2 separate regions of the Homo sapiens genome follow, and region 1 is linked to region 2. A link is a loop called in an ENCODE intact Hi-C map of the cell type or tissue named here. Cell type or tissue: CD4-positive, alpha-beta T cell. All regions are shown on one strand. Each heading gives the region's core, and the rest is flanking DNA. Links, peaks and the distances in the headings are about the cores only.

Evidence for each region. Hi-C counts contacts between places; a loop is a spot of excess contacts. Peaks named below come from ENCODE experiments on the same cell type or tissue, not always from the same donor. Only the 100,000 strongest peaks of a DNase experiment are listed, where the experiment ranks them.
Region 1: a loop joins it to region 2, with 3 times the contacts of the local background. A loop is called at or near these places in 6 of 110 quality-filtered maps.

The regions. Positions count from the first base shown.
Region 1 is chrX:8,811,864-8,819,834 of GRCh38, reverse strand. No RefSeq gene overlaps it. Among named protein-coding and RNA genes, the nearest start is that of FAM9A, 14 kb to the right of the region's middle. In CD4-positive, alpha-beta T cell, for the core only: CTCF peaks have their summits at 3,963 and 4,165 (motif pointing right); a DNase peak (open chromatin) is centred at 4,194.
Region 2 is chrX:9,992,271-10,000,241 of GRCh38, reverse strand. No RefSeq gene overlaps it. Among named protein-coding and RNA genes, the nearest start is that of WWC3, 19 kb to the left of the region's middle. RefSeq lists an enhancer at 2,347-2,726. In CD4-positive, alpha-beta T cell, for the core only: CTCF peaks have their summits at 4,096 and 4,299 (motif pointing left); DNase peaks (open chromatin) are centred at 2,491 and 4,281.

The DNA.
Region 1 (7,971 bases), core at 1,259-6,258, 1.2 Mb after region 2:
AAGAAAGCCTTTAAATTGAGCCATAATTTGCTGATATTATATGCTAGTTTGGCAATTTCGCCAAATTTTGCTCATTTTTTCTTTTCATTGTTTGTCAATATTTATATGGGTTACCTACCTATGTGTTGCTGCTTCAGTAAATAAGAAAAATAATAATAATTGTGAACTGTTTTTTAAGTGAACTATATGGGAAAAATGAGTCACATATCTCAAGTATAAAGATAAATTTCTGATGTAAATATCTGTGTCTATTGTCAATACTGATTTTAAAGTCTCCCTGCCCGACATTGGTCACTATAGAAACACTGTTTTTTGTCTACTTGTGTATATACATATATATATACAAATATATTATATATATGTATATATATATATACACACACACACACGTGTGTGTGTGTGTGTGTGTGTGTGTGTGTGTGTGTGTGTGATCTAGAACATGGAAATACTGCCATCTGGTGTTATATCTTAAACATTATTCAACTGCCCTTGAGAAAATTTGAAATAAATCTTCAGATTTCTAGCCCTCGGGTTTTGCTAAGCAGGGAAAGCTCTTAGTCTCAGATAAATGTGTTCTTTTGTTTCTCAAAGGAAGAGGATTCTAAATACCGTATATGTTACATTCAATTAATGAATATTTGAATTAAGAATCCAACAAAGCAGTTACAAGATCATTTCTCTTCATACAAAAGGATCCTTCTTTAAGTCTGACACTGCAAAATTTTTTTTGCTTTGATCTCATTGCACGAAAATGTTATTCAGTTAGCCCAACAATTTTGAAATTATTATTTAAAAGCTTTTAATATCATGAATGACTATTTGCATTTGTAAAGTTGGTGTTCAAAATGCTTTTCAGCTACAAGAGACAGAAAAGGGCTTATGGCCTTCAAAAGGGAAGGGATTTATCACCCATGTGTCTGCAGGCCCCTATGGCTAAAGCAGGAACCTGAATTGCCTGAGAGTCCATTTTAAGGGAATTGGATCAACCCTGTACAACCATCATCAGGGCAGTCTGGCACATGCATGGTCTTTGGAGTTAGTGTCAGAAATTGAGAAGAAACTTACAGGGAGGAAACGCTTAATCTGAGATCTTGATGATGATGATGATGATGGTGATGATGATGATGATGACGATGATGGTGATGACAAGGGCTAGAAGAAATCAGTGCCTGTAAATTCCACGCCAATACTCCATTCTGAACACCCCACATAAATAGGGAACTCAAAGCCTAAGCAACCCATCTGTCCAAATGATTTGAAAATATGCTCCAGGGACAGTGAAAAGATGCATGTTTGAAGCCTGAGTAGGATGGAGAAACCCAGAAGAGGAGCGGGAGTGTATTGGATTATGGTCGCTTTTTTTCAGGGCCCCTGACTGCTGTCATGGTGTGTGCCTTCTACAAAACTTCTCTGCTCTGCTGGTGTTTGTGTTTCTTCTAACAAGGAAAGATTTGTCCAGGGTAGCCTGGAGCATTACTGAGTGCATGGACCAAGGGAAGAGACAGACCTTTGCTGAAACCCCCAGAATCTACACTTTATTTGCTCTGGGACCTAAGTCACAAAACTTCCTAGTCGAATCCTCTGTTTTTGGATTGTCAGATGAGCACAGTGGAATAAAATGTATATGTTTGCCTTGTAAACTAAATGGGATACAACAGGCATCAATATATATGTGTTAAAAGAAAACTTTCTTTTAAGTTAATAGTAATGTATTTTTCTTTTAAGTTAATAGTAATGTATAAAATCTAATCTTGATGAGAGTAATAGTGGGTACAAAATTGGCAAAAAAAAAAAAAAAACCCCACGGTGTAATTGGCTTGATATTCCACCTGACGGAGCAGCAAAGCATAGGAAGAGGGGACTTGGGAGCTAGAAAATTCCTAATTTCCTTAGGGTTGGTCTTCTTCTTGAGTGATTCATACACCACATCCTCATTTTAAAGATAATCCTAATTAACAAGCAATAATAACTAATCAATGATTATTGTTTTAATAAACACCTATTATGCTTAATATGTGCTAGATTAGGCAATTTCATGCTGGTTTCCTCTTTTAGTACTGAGAACCAGGTGGGTGAATAATTCCTTTTCTTAGAAAGGAAGCAATTGAATAAGATATTGAGGTTTTTTGTTTTTTTTTTTTAAGAGCCTATAAAGTTTATGCAACTTCAAAGTAACAGATCTCACTGGCTTCACAGATACAAACTTTTTCAGGTTAATTCTGAAAAGTTAACTAATTGTATTTTTGCAACCAACTATGGAATATACGTGAAAAGAAAAATTGTTTTCCTCTCTTTAACGTGTATGTACATTTTTCATGTAATTTGTATATGACTACATCTCCTTATCTATATATTAGTCTTTCATGTAAGTATATTAGGCTCAGGTAAAGCTACACAGTTTGTTGTTTAAAGAAAGAAAACCTTTAAATTAAGCCATAATTTGCTGATATTATATGCTAGCTTGGCAATTTCGGTAATTTTTTCCCTCATTTTTCTTTTCATTGTTTGTCAATATTTATATGGATTACCTACCTATGTGTTGCTGCCTTAGTAAATAAGAAAAAAAATAATAATTATAAACTGTTTTTAAGTGAACTATATGGGAAAAATGAGTCACATATCTCAAGTGTAAAGAGAAATTTCTGATGTAAATATCTGTGCCTATTGTCATACTGATTTTAAAGTCTGCCTGCCCGATATTGGTCACTATAGAAACACCGTTTTTTGTCTACTTGTATATAGATATATATATGTCTCTGTATGTGTGCGTGCGTGTGTGTGTGTGTGTGTGTGTGTGTGTGTGTGTGTATGTGTGTGTGTATGCCCTAGAACATGGAAATACTGCCATCTGGTGTTGTATATCTTATACATTATTCAACTGCCCTTAAGAAAATTTGAAATAAATCTTCAGATTTCTAGCCCTTGGGTTTTGTTAAGTAGGGAAAGCTCTTAGTCTCAGATAAATGACCTCTTTTCTTTCTCAAAGGAAGAGGATTATGAACTGTATATGTTAAATTCACTTAATGAATATTTAAATTAAGAATCCAACAAAGCAGTTATAGGATCATTTCTCTTCGTACAAAAGGATCCTTCTTTGAGTCTGACAATGCAAAAATCTTTTTGCTTTGATATCATTGCATGAAAATGTTATTCAGTTAACCCAATAATTTTGTAATTATTATTTAAAAGCTTTTAATATCATGATGACTATTTGGATTTGTAAAGTTGATGTTCAAAATGCTTTTAGGCTACAAGAGACAGAAAGGGGCTTATGACCTTCAAAAGGGAAGGGATTTATCACCCACTTGTCTGCAGGCCCCTATGGCTAAAGGGGGAACCTTAATTAACTTCCTGAGAGCTCGATTTTAGGGAATTGGATCAGCTCTGTACAACAGTGGTATTCAAACATTTTTACCTGAATACTCTCTAAAAGAATCTTGCCAACCTGTGCATCTCCCGGCACATTTTAGTTACATCTACAATTTGACATCATAATTTTAACTAGATGGAAAGAATGAAATTTCTGGCATATTCCAAATGTAAATATTTAAAGACAGAGCTGCAACATCACGCTTTTAAACTTTTCCGATGTAAGCTAATTATCATAACAGTTTGACACCTGTTATAGTTAATTAAAATCCCTAAAAATGCTCTTCTTTAACAGGGGAGAATTTTCAATCATTTGTTTTTTTCCTTGGGGTTTAATTTCTATTCTGCTCTCCTCAGACAATTTTATCTTAAAGTTATATTATTTGATATTTGAAAATCTTTTATTGATAACTTATTTTACTTACCTAAAACAAAACTGCATCAAATTGTAAATATTTACTTTTCAAAAATTCTTGCAACCACAAGACTCTAAGAGTTTAAAAACTTTCCTGTAGCTTGTGTTATTAATACATTTATTATTATCACATAGTTAATCAAAACAACATAAGATACAGCATTTAAAATATAAGTATATATGATTAAAACATAAACATTGATCATTTTTCAATAAAATTCATTGACATGAATCTCTTAATGGGATCAGTGGAGGTTTCCTCCATTTTTCTGTTATTATTTATTTACATATTCATATATAATGGTCTCTCACCTTTGGCACTATTGACATTGGGGGCTGGATAATTCCTGGAGGGGAGGGAGGACTGTCCTGTGTATTCATTGTAGGATGTTTTGCTGCATTCCTGGCTTCTACCACTAGATGTCAGTAGTATATTCCTAGTTGTGGTGACCAAAAGTACCTCCACACTGCCAAATCTTCCCTGAACAATCCCCCTCCTCATGAGAACCACTATTGACCATTCCTTCAATTTGGAGAACACAAAGATTTGGAAACACTGAATTTCAAAGGGATTTATTACTCATTACTATGAGTATTAATTTTACATGTTAATCTTTCCTATAGAGGGATTTTTTTATTCCAATAAACACAGGGTTGAGAACAATTGTAATATTGTTGAATTATAATAAGCCTTTCCCAAGGTGATATTTTTTAAAATAAAAATCTACTTTATGCATGTTTTTGTCAAAATCTTAGATCTATGTGCAAGGCTTTCCAATATATGGGAAATTTCAAATTAGTCCTCTTTTCAGTTAGCAAATCAGTCCTCTTTTCGAAGTACTCAGGCCAGGCATGGCTCACGCCTTTAATCTTTGTACTTTGGGAGGCCAAGGGGAGAGGAATCCTTGCTGCCAGGAGTTCGAGATCAGCCTGAGCAACACAGTGAGATTCTGTCTCCACACACACAAAAAATTTTAAATTAAGAAGTGAGCCAGACTTGGTGGTGCTGTAGTCCCAGCTTCTCAGGAGGCTGAGGTGGGAGAATTGACTGAGCCTGGGAGGTCAAGGCTGCAGTGAGCTATGATAGCACCACTGCACTCCAACCTGGATGATAGAGTGACAAAACAAAAACAAAAACAAAACAAAGTACTTAACCATATCAGACCTCCTTTTGTCAAAACAGTCAGGCTAAATAGTTCAATTCAAATAAATGAGCTACTATGCCTTTCATAAAACATGATAAGACCTACTGAGAAATAGATTACAATAGACATTTTTATAAGACTGATTAACAAAAGCAATCAACAGCTAATTAAATGAGCCTATCCACTTTTTATTATAGACTACATAAACAAGAATAAATCTGTATGTTGTTCCGCATTTTAAAATTTGCAGTATTGTAGTGTGATGTAAAAAACTACAAGTTCTTATTAAGCAGGGAATATGATAAATGGCATAATATTCTTTTGGTAAATATGGGTGTTGGTGTTAGGCTTTTGGGAATAATTAATTAAGGACCATCTATAATAATTCAGACTTAAATCTACTAATTCTGTTAGGCATTATGATCTTACTTTTCCTGTTTGTTGCATAAAAAAAATAAAGAATACAAAACTAAAAGTTAATCAGCCCAGTAGCCCATATAATTTTATGTGCTATTAATGGGAGAATATTAAACATTTTATAAGATGAAATAACATGGGATCGACTATAATTTAAGTATATATAGTATTATGTGTTTTGGTAAATTAGGTTTCCATTGGTATTGAACAACACATGAAATCTAAAAGAAATCATGTAGAATATTTTTATTCTGCATGTTTTAATCCAAAGTAACATGAAGATCTGGTAGATCCATACATCATCAGTTGCATTTGATCAAATCAGGATTATTAACCCATACTAGTTCAGGCCTTGAAGGTGCTTTGTTTTTATTATTATATGGCTAAAGGTATTCTTCTTCCCAATAAATGACACCATTGGACTGTATGTTGAGACCTGAAAAGAATTATTTACATTGCAATCCTTAAGGAAAATGACTTTTCTAGTTCAACATTTCTTCATATAGCTCTTTTTGCTTTATTACTGGACTCTGGTGAGATGATTGAGGATGACGGAAAAGCTGAGGTTGAGATTGGTGAAGCAAACTCACCATCAGGCTCACTGCTCATATTCTGTAGTGTATCTCAATTCAAAAACTCTCAGTCAGGGCCCAAATTCCTCATTTCTGACTGTACCCCTCCCCCAAAACAGGACAGAGCCTGTGTACAGAGCCCACATTTTAATTATACTTAGTTTCCAAACCAGGTAGTGCTTTTATATACACTTTCCAGTTTCCAAAATTTGCTGAAATTTCCTCTACTCCTGTCTTCCCCATTCTGTTTGTTCCTATGCATTAATACATTGATTTAACGTCATTATCGTGAACTTCGAAAAGGAGAGGAAATCATATATGTGGTTAGTCCACCACATAAGCAGACCTCTTCATCTTTTTGACCCTCACAATTTAGATGTTATTTAAAAATCTAGTTGATTTCATTCATAACTATCTGCCCTTAACTGCTCTTAGAATAGTTTGAATTTTTATAATCTCACCCACCTAAGCCTTTTCAGTTTCCTAGTTATTCTATGACAGAAGATTGACAGCATTTAATAATTCTTACAATTGTTTCTTCCTTTGAGAGAAAAAAAAAAGCTTATCAACAGAGTAAGAAGGTACCAACAAACTCCTTTTAGGTAGGGCTTGCAAACTAGAGCTTGTGGGACAATTCTGGCCCACTTCCTGTTTCTGTAAATAAAGTTTTATTGGGACACTGGCACACACATTCCACTGTGAGTGTCTGTGTCTATGCCTGCTCTCGAGCTACAGTGGCTGAGTTGGGTAGATGTGATAGGCTGTATGTCTGCACAGGTGAAAATATTTGCTATCTTTGTCTTTACAGAAAACGTTTGCTGAACAGTGCCTTAGATTATCATATAATGTATGTTACCCAACTTGCTGCTGTTGGGTTAGTCTGTGCCGACTTGCATTCATTATTTGTGGGAGATTTCAGATACTACAGTTATGGTTTTAGAGGACGTTTCTGAGTCTAATATGCCTCCCATGCTTTATTTTAGCTACGCACATTAACACATGTCTGGCATGTGAGAGTAAGTCTTTTATTTTGCAGCTGATCAAAGGTTTGCTTTGATTAAGGGAATTTTCCACCTACGTGTTTCTTGAGTGAAAATGAGTTGCATTATTGACTTGCATCCCATTTGTATTTTGTTATATTATTCACGAATGTAAACAAATATTAATGCATTCTCATCAAATGCTTGCTCTTTTATGGACATGTACAATGTTCATATATGGTTAGCACTGCCAAACTTTTAGCAAATAAAAATACAGGATGCCTATCGTTACAGCTGAATTTCAGATAAACAACAGATAAATTTTTAGTACAAGTATGTCTAATGGAAAAAAATTCAAATTTAATGGGATGTCTTGTGTTTCATCTGCCAAAACTATTTATGATTTACATTTGTAATGTGTATATTTTCTAGGGTAGCAGAGCTCTAGGGACATATGCCAAAGATGACAGGTAAACTTGAAATGAAGAACTGAAAACCCACTTTTATAAATGCAGGCCATTGTGTTTACTAATACCAACCTTCGAAGCAACAGATTTGTGCAGACAGTAGTTGACAGAGCGGGAGCATCTCCATCTTGAACAAACACCACCATTCTAAGTTCCCCTTGATTAAAAAACCACCTAAATCCAGCCCTAAAACATCAGCCTAATAGCTAATGTCAGCATAACCAGAAACATTCCAACCCTAAGATAAACCCCTCTCCAACCAGAAACATGCCAACCCCGAGACAGCCTCCCCTCCAACCAGAGACATTCCAACCCCGCAATTAAGTTTCCCTCACATAGAAACATTCTAGACCTACGATAAGCCCCTCCTTCCAAAGCCCTTAAATATCCTCAGTCTGTAAGAGAGAAGGCTCCTGACCAAAATTGGCCAGAAGACCCTCTCAAGTTTATTTCTCTAAAATAAACCTGTCCTTGATTACTAAGTCTCATTTCGTGTTTCTTTCCTCTTTCTTTAAAGTAGTTGGCTCCTTATTGGAAAAGAATTATGCTGTAACCTAGATTGATTAAATATTACACACACTGAGGCAAAACAAGGAAAGGACCCAT
Region 2 (7,971 bases), core at 1,179-6,178:
ATTAGCCGGGCATGATGACAGGCGCCTGTAATCCCAGCTACTCAGGAGGCTGAGGCAGGAGAATCACTTGAACCCGGGAGGTTGAGGTTGCAGTGAGCCGAGATTGCACCACTGTACTCCAGCCTGGGTGACAAAGCAAGACTCTGTCTCAAAAAAAAAAAAAAAAAAAAAAAAGAACTTAATAAATAGGCAAAATCTATATTTAAAAACAACAACAACAACTTAAGGCACTACTAGAAGACTCAAAGGAAGTCTTGACCAGAGGGAAGAGCTTGAATAGGAAATCACCAAATTAATCTACTAATTTTATAAAATCCCAAATAGTATAACAATATATTTTTACCAATAGATAAGCTATCTTAAAAATGGAAAACACAGTGAAAGAGTCAGAAAACATTGCAAAAAAGAAGACTAAGTGGAAAAGGCAGGACTTGGTCTGTTTGATACTGAAAGACACTGTAAAGCTGGCATAATTGAAAAAGTGCATTACTGAAGCATTAGTAAGCAGATAGGCTAATGAAGAAGGGAACTGAAATGAGTACACAGCATAAGAAATTAGCACATGATAAAGTGGGGGTGCGAATGTGTGGGGAAAATGGCACGATTCAATCAATAACATTGACCTGGCTGGGTGTGGTGGCTCACGCCTGTAATCCCAGCACTTTGGGAGGCCGAGGCGGGCAGATCATGAGGTCAAGAGATCGAGACCATCCTGGCCAACATGGTGAAACCCCATCTCTACTAAAAATACAAAAATTAGTGGGCATGGTGGTAGGTGCCTGTAATCCCAGCTACTTGGGAGGCTGAGGCAGGACAGTTGCTTGAACCCGGGAGGCAGAGGTTACAGTGAGCCGAGATCGCGCCACTGCACTCCAGCCTGGGCGACAAAGCCAGACTCTGTCTCAAAAAAAAAAAAAAAAACAAAACAAAAACAAAAACCATTGAGCAACTCTGCTGCAGCCACCTGGAGAAAATCTGTGCTGAATTCTCTGGCAGGGACTGGTATCCATCGTCACTGGAATCCATTCTCCCCTTCTTGCAGGACACATGGATACATTTGGTGGCCCCATTTGTGGTTGGGGGTGGCTATAATGTTAAAGTTGTCCATGGAGTGTGGGTAGAAGTAAGAGGTGTGGATTCTGGCCCAGGACTTAAGACATCCTAGAGGTGTGTGTCCTTCATGCTCTCTTTCCTCTTGCCACTTGCTGCTACCCACAGATGGAGGCAGCCCACCATCAAGCTAGAGACAAGGACAACATCCTAGGGGGTGGACCGGAAACAAGAGGAAACCTGAATCCCCAAATGACTCTTTGGAACCAAGTCACCCAGTGATCTCGAGTGTCTACCTCGGTCACTTGGTGAGATTTGTAGTTTAAGTCACTGAATTATTATTATTATTGTTATTTTTTGAGATGGAGTCTCACTCTGTCACCCAGGCTGGAGTGCAGTGGTGTGATCTCGGCTCACTGCAACTTCCACCTCCCAGGTTCAAGCGATTCTCCTGCCTCCGCCTCCCGAGTAGCTGGGATTACAGGCATGTGCCACGATGCGCGGCTAATTTTTGTATTTTTAGTAGGGACAGGGTTTCACCATGTTGGCCGGGCTGGCCTCGAATCCCTGACCTCAGGTGATCCACCTGCCTCGGCCTCCTGAAGTGCCAGGATTACAGGTGTGAGCCACCACACCCGGCCAAGTCACTGAATTTTATGAATCTCCTTTCTAAAACAGACTAGCTTTTACTCTGTCTCATACAGATCCCAAACTCACATCTCAACTAAATAAACTCTAGATGGATCAAAATCTAAATGCAAGCAAACAAAGTAAGTATGGGGGATTTTGGTGTTTTTTTTTGTTTCCTTTTGTTTTGTTTTATTCGAGACAGGGTCTTGCTCTGTTGCACAGGCTGGAGTACAGTAGTGTGATCATGGTTCACTGCAGCCTCAATCTCCCAGTCTAGACCAATCCTCCTGCATCAGCCTCCATAGTAGCTGGGACTACAGATGTGCGCCACCATGCCCAGCTAATTTTCTTATCTTTTGTACAGACGGAGTGTTGCTATGTTGCCCAGTCTGGTCTCAAACTCCTGGGCTCAAGCCATCTTCCCACCTCAGCCTCCCAAAGTGCTGGGATTGCGGGCGTGAGCCACTATGCCCCGTTATGTGGGGAAATTACTATACAATTTTTAAATTAGAAACAAATTTTATGTTTATATCTTACTTGTACAACTTGATGATTTGATATATGTGTACATTGTGAAATAATTCCCACAATCAAGCTAATTAAATATCTACCCCGTCCCATAGTTATGTTTTTTTCTTTGTGGTGAGAACACTTAGGATCTACCCTGTTAGCAAATTTCAAGTACACAGTGCAATATTGTCACCTATAGTCACTGTGCAATACATGACATCTCTGGAATGTATTCATCTGGTGAAACTGAAAGTTTGCACCCCTTGACGCACGTCTCTCCATTTTGCCCTCCCCCAGTCCCTGGAAACCCCCGTTCTCTTTGGCATCATGGAAACGCTGGCCTCATAACACAGCCCAGAGCTGGCTGCCTGCCTCCACTGCAGTGTGGCTCCTGTTAGCACAGTTCACTTCACCTTCTGCGCATTCCTATGAAGTCAGACACTGCGAAAGGGCTGAGATTGTCCCCTCTTGCCAGGGAACGAGGTAGCCTGTGCTGGTTCCATGCACACATCTGACCAAAGATCGCAGGGCTCGGTTCAGAGACACAGACTGTGTGTTCTTCACAGCAGAAAGCAGTAGCTCTGCAAGCTCCTGGGTTGGTCCCCACCATCCCGATTCCCATGGGCCACGCAGAGGGCCAGGTGCTCGCCTGCAGCTGTGCAGGTTGCGCCGCAGGAGGGGAGCCCTGAATTGGGAGCTGGAGCTTTCCTTGAGGTGACTTCATGACCTGCCGTCCTCCCCTCCATAGACATGACCTGGAATGTCACTCGCTGCCCAGGGGCTGAGGGAAAAGCTCTCTTGGGCTGTAACGCTGGAAGGTAAGCCCTTATCTCCTGGGAGGGGACAGAGAAGGCTTTAGGATGTGGGAATGCCTCTGCAGAGGGAGACGATCTCTATCTTTACTAGATGCTATCTGTAGCTCCCAAGACTGGTGGCTCTCCAATCAGCACTGACCAGAGCTTCTCAGGGCCCTTTGCTCCCAGCAACCAGACTCTGTGGGAATGCTGAGACATCTAGGGAGAATGGTCACCCAACACTTTTGTTTGCCATTTCAGGCCTGGGGTGCTGAGATGTCGCCCACTGTTGCCAGCCATTCGTACTGAAACAGCCCTCGTTGGTTGCCCCCAACCTGCTCCTGCTTTTAGAAATATAGTCGTCCATCTCTCTGTATCCACAGGGTGGTGGGAGATGGGTTCCTGGATGCCCCACAGATCCCCAAATCCAAGGATGCTCAAGTCCATGATATGAAATGGTGTAATATTTGCATATAAGCTAGGCACATCCCCTGTACACTTTAAATCATCTCTAGATTATGTATACTATTTAATACAATGTAGATGCTATGTAAATAGTTGTTGTACTGTATCGTTTGGGGAATAATGACAAGAAAAGGTCCGTGTATGTTCAGCACAGATGCAACCGTCTGAGGTCTAACTACACAGTACACATCAGCCACAGTGGAACATTGTGGACCGCAGGAGGGTGAGGCAGGAGGCAGGGGGATTGCTTGAGGCCAGGAGTTCAAGACCAGCTTGGGCAACATGGTGAGACCTCATCAACAGCACCACCACCACCGCCACCACCACAACAACAACAAACCAATGAAACATTTTTTGGAACTTTTGTTTGAATTTTTTCAATCCCTGGTTGATTGAATCTGGGGATATGGAATCGGTGGATAGGGAGGGCCCCACACAGCCCCTTTGTTAAACTCACCTTAAATTACTCAGTTTGCACGTGCCACGTGCTTGCTGTAGAGATCCTCTCCGGATTAAGAATATATTTTTAAAAACTACAAATCAATGGGAAAAAGACAAACCTAACGGGATGAGAAGCAAAGGCTCTGGGTAGGAAATTCACAAAGACAAAACCTTGCTAGCCAATAAGCATAAAAAGATGCTTGACCTCAGAGAGGCCAAAGCCGAGTCTCATACCCCACAGTAGTGGCGAGAATGTGAGGAAATGGGATCTCATTCGCTACTGGCAGAACTGAAATCCGAGGCATTATGGAATGCGATTTGGCAGTATCCTGGAAACTGCAGAGGCTCAGCCATTCCTCCGCTAGGAGTGCCAAACGCCGCACGTCTCCATTCAATCCTGCTCTCCGCGCGCCCCCTGGTGGCACTAGTCCGCACCTGCCCCATCCCAAGCGCATTGATTCCCAATGATTGGAAACAACCAAGTGTTTGTCAATAGGAGAATGTGTTAGTAAAGTATATTATATTTATAAATTATATAGTAGGACAGCAAAAATCAGCTAGGTCTAAGTCAACATAGGTAAATCTCTAAATCATAATGTTAAGTGAATAAAGGATATGCTCTTGTGAGTATGTGTGAAACTTTAAAACTCAGAACAATACTGTATTGTTTAGGAAACATTCTTTTGTAGTTAAAGTCTGTGATCAGGGATAGGGAGGATAAACACAACCTTCAGATTAGAGGTTACATGTGGGATGGAAGGATAGGAATCAACTGGATAGAGGAACCATTCAACTCTACCTGTAAACTATTGTTTCTTAAAAATGTCTGAAGCAAAGATGGCAACAAATTAACACATATTAAAATGGAATAGTGATTCACTGGGTGGCTGTAATATTCTCATATATATATATATATATATATACATATATATATATATATATATGTAGAGAGAGAGAGATGGAGTCTCGCTCTGTCGCTAGGCTGGAGTGCAATGGCGCAATCTCGGCTCACTGCAACCTCCAACTCCCTGGTTCAAGCAATTCTCCTGCCTCAGCCTCCTTAGTAGCTGGGATTACAGGCACGCGCCACCACAGCCAGCTAATTTTTTTTTTTTTTAGTAGAGACAGGGTTTCACCATGTTGGCCAGGATGGTCTCGATCTCCTGACCTTGTGATCCGCCCACCTCGGCCTCCCAAAGTGTTGGGATTACAGGCGTGAGCCACCACGCCCAGCCGACAACACTTTTTTAAAAAAATTTGTCCCCCTCCATACAATTGGTTTTTAAATTTTTTTTATTTTTGTGGGTATATAGGCACCTAGCCTCTTCTCTGTATATTTTATATATGGGAAATCTTTTATAATTTAAGGACAGTTAAAACAGCCTAAATGACTAATTTAAATCAGTGCAACAAGTCACAGTGCATCAACAGGATGGAATACAGTGCACCTTTTAGAAATCACCATATCAAAGAATTTAGGGATACTGGGAAAACGCTCAAGATACATTCAATGTGAAAGGATAGATTAGAAAACAATTGTTAAGTGAAATAAGCCAGGTACAGAAAGACAGACTTTGAATGTTCTCACTTATTTGTGGGAGATAAAAATCAAAACAATTGAACTCATGGTCACAGAGAGTAGAAGGATGGTTACCAGAGCCTGGCAAGGGTAGTGGGTGGGGAGTGGGATGGTTAACGGGTACAAAACTATAATTATTAATAGAATGAATAAGATCCAGTATTCGATAGCACAACAGGGTGACTACAGTCAACAATAATGTATTGTAGGTTAAAAATAACTAAAAGAGGCCGAGCGCGGTGGCTCACACCTGTAATCCCAGCACTTTGGGAGGCCGAGGAGGGTGGATCATGAGGTCAGGAGTTTGAGACCAGCCTGGCCAATATGGTGAAACCCCATCTCTACTAAAAATATAAAAATTAGCTGGTTGTGGTGGTGTGCGCCTGTAGTCCCAGCTGCTCGGGAGACTGAGGCAGGAGAATCGCTTGAACCGGGGAGGTGGAGCTTGCAGTGAGCCGAGATCTGTCTGCCACTGCACTCCAGCCTGGGTGGCAGAGTGAGACTCCGTCTCAAAAAACAAAAACAAAAACAAACAAACAAAAAAACACAAAAGGAATATAATTAGATTGCTTGTAACATAAAGAAATGATAAATGCTTGAGGGGATGGATTCCCCCATTACCACAATGTGATTATCATGCATTGCATGCCTGTATCAAAATATCTCTTGTACCCCATAAATATATACACCTACTATATACCCACAAAAATAAAAAATATTTAAAAACCAATTGTATGGAGGGGGACACATTTTTTAAAAAACAGTGTTGTTGGCCAGGCGTGGTGGCTCATGCCTGTAATCCCAGCACTTTGGGAGGCCGAGGCAGGCGGATCACAAGGTCAGGAGATCGAGACTATCCTGGCTAACACGGTGAAACCCTGTCTCTACTAAAAAAATACAAAAAATTAGCCGGGCGTGTTGGCGGGTGCCTGTAGTCCCAGCTACTCGGGAGGCTGAGGCAGGAGAATGGCGTGAACCCAGGAGGCGGAGCTTGCAGTGAGCCGAGATCGCGCCACTGCACTCCAGCCTGGGCGACAGAGTGAGACTCTGCCTCAAAAAAAAAAAAAAAAGTGTTGTTTTTCTCTTTCCCGACATAAAGATAAACATAAAGATAAATAGATAAATGTCAGATCCTTAACCTTGGCTATACCTGAGTAGTGCCACGACTGGTGACTTTTTTTTCTCCTATTCTGTATACCAATTTTACAAATAAATCTATAGTCATTCTTTCAAAAAAAAACCCAATATAATGAATAACACCTGTGCAAGTAACATGTCAAAATAAACAACTGAGCAATTAACAGCAGTAGTGTTCAATTTCAGGCCAAATATTGTACTCTCAAACTATTTGATGGGCTTATACCGTCACCTGGCGGAAAGCATGCTTTATGACTGCAACGTAATTTATAAAATCCAAATGTGTTATTTGTAATTTTTATTATTAAAAATTAATACATGCGCAGTATAGAAATTTCAGAGACTCCATAAAAGTACAAAGAACATGCAGAAGCGGGGCGAGCTGAGGTGGGTGCAGAGAATCGGATTCCCCAGGGCACAGTGAAGCTGGTACCCTGCGCCCAAGAGGACGTCCCCGTGATGCTCTCTGCTGTGTGAGCCCGGGAGGTGGCGGACACAAGCACCCCTGTCCCGGCAGGAAACCCCCCGGCTCAACACAGGAGGAACCTTGAGCCCTGAATCAACTCAGCGGGCCCAGAACCGCCAGCTGCAGCCAGTCGGTCCGGTGGTGTCTGGTTGTCCCGGGGGCCGGTTGTGTGCGGAAAAGAGGCGATGGGTGGCTGGTGCAGGCTGATGGTAGTGAGCAGCCTGTTCTCCCGGCCACCGCTGAGGCGGCAGCAGGGCTCAGCCAGGACAGCCTGGCTCCCTGGCCTCCCCGGACTGCCCCGGCCGAGTCTCGGGCCCAGCTCTGCTGGAGGACACAGAACTGGACCCCGCCAGGGCCGCCCACTCCCAGCCCCTGGGCCTAGGGGCTGTCTACAAGTGGTAACTTCATTTCCTCCACTTCCATTCATCCCTGTCAAATAAATGAATAAATAAATAAAGTTCGTGGGTACATAGTAGGTGTATATAGTAGGAAAGTACAGAAGAAGTCTGAAACTAGCAGAGGCTAGTTCATGAAGTTTAAGGAAAGAAGCCGTCTCCATAACATAAAAGTGCTGACGGAGAGATCGCAGCAAGTTCTCCAGAAGACCTAGCTGAAATCACGGATGGAAGCCGGGCTGGGTATCCTTTGGCATTCACGCCCCGGGGCTCCATGTCCTGTGAGAGGGGATCTGGCTCCCGGGGTCTATGGCAAGACCATCGTCCCCAGAACGTGCAGAAGCAGGCCGAGCTGAAGGGGAGGGCAGAGAATCGGATTCCCCAGGGCACAGTGAAGCTGGTACCACGCACCCACGAGGACGCCCCTACCATAGACTTCCAGGCTGCTCCAAAGCTCGCTCAGCGCCCACTGCCCCTGGGCCGCCACCCCCGCCTCCGGGAGGA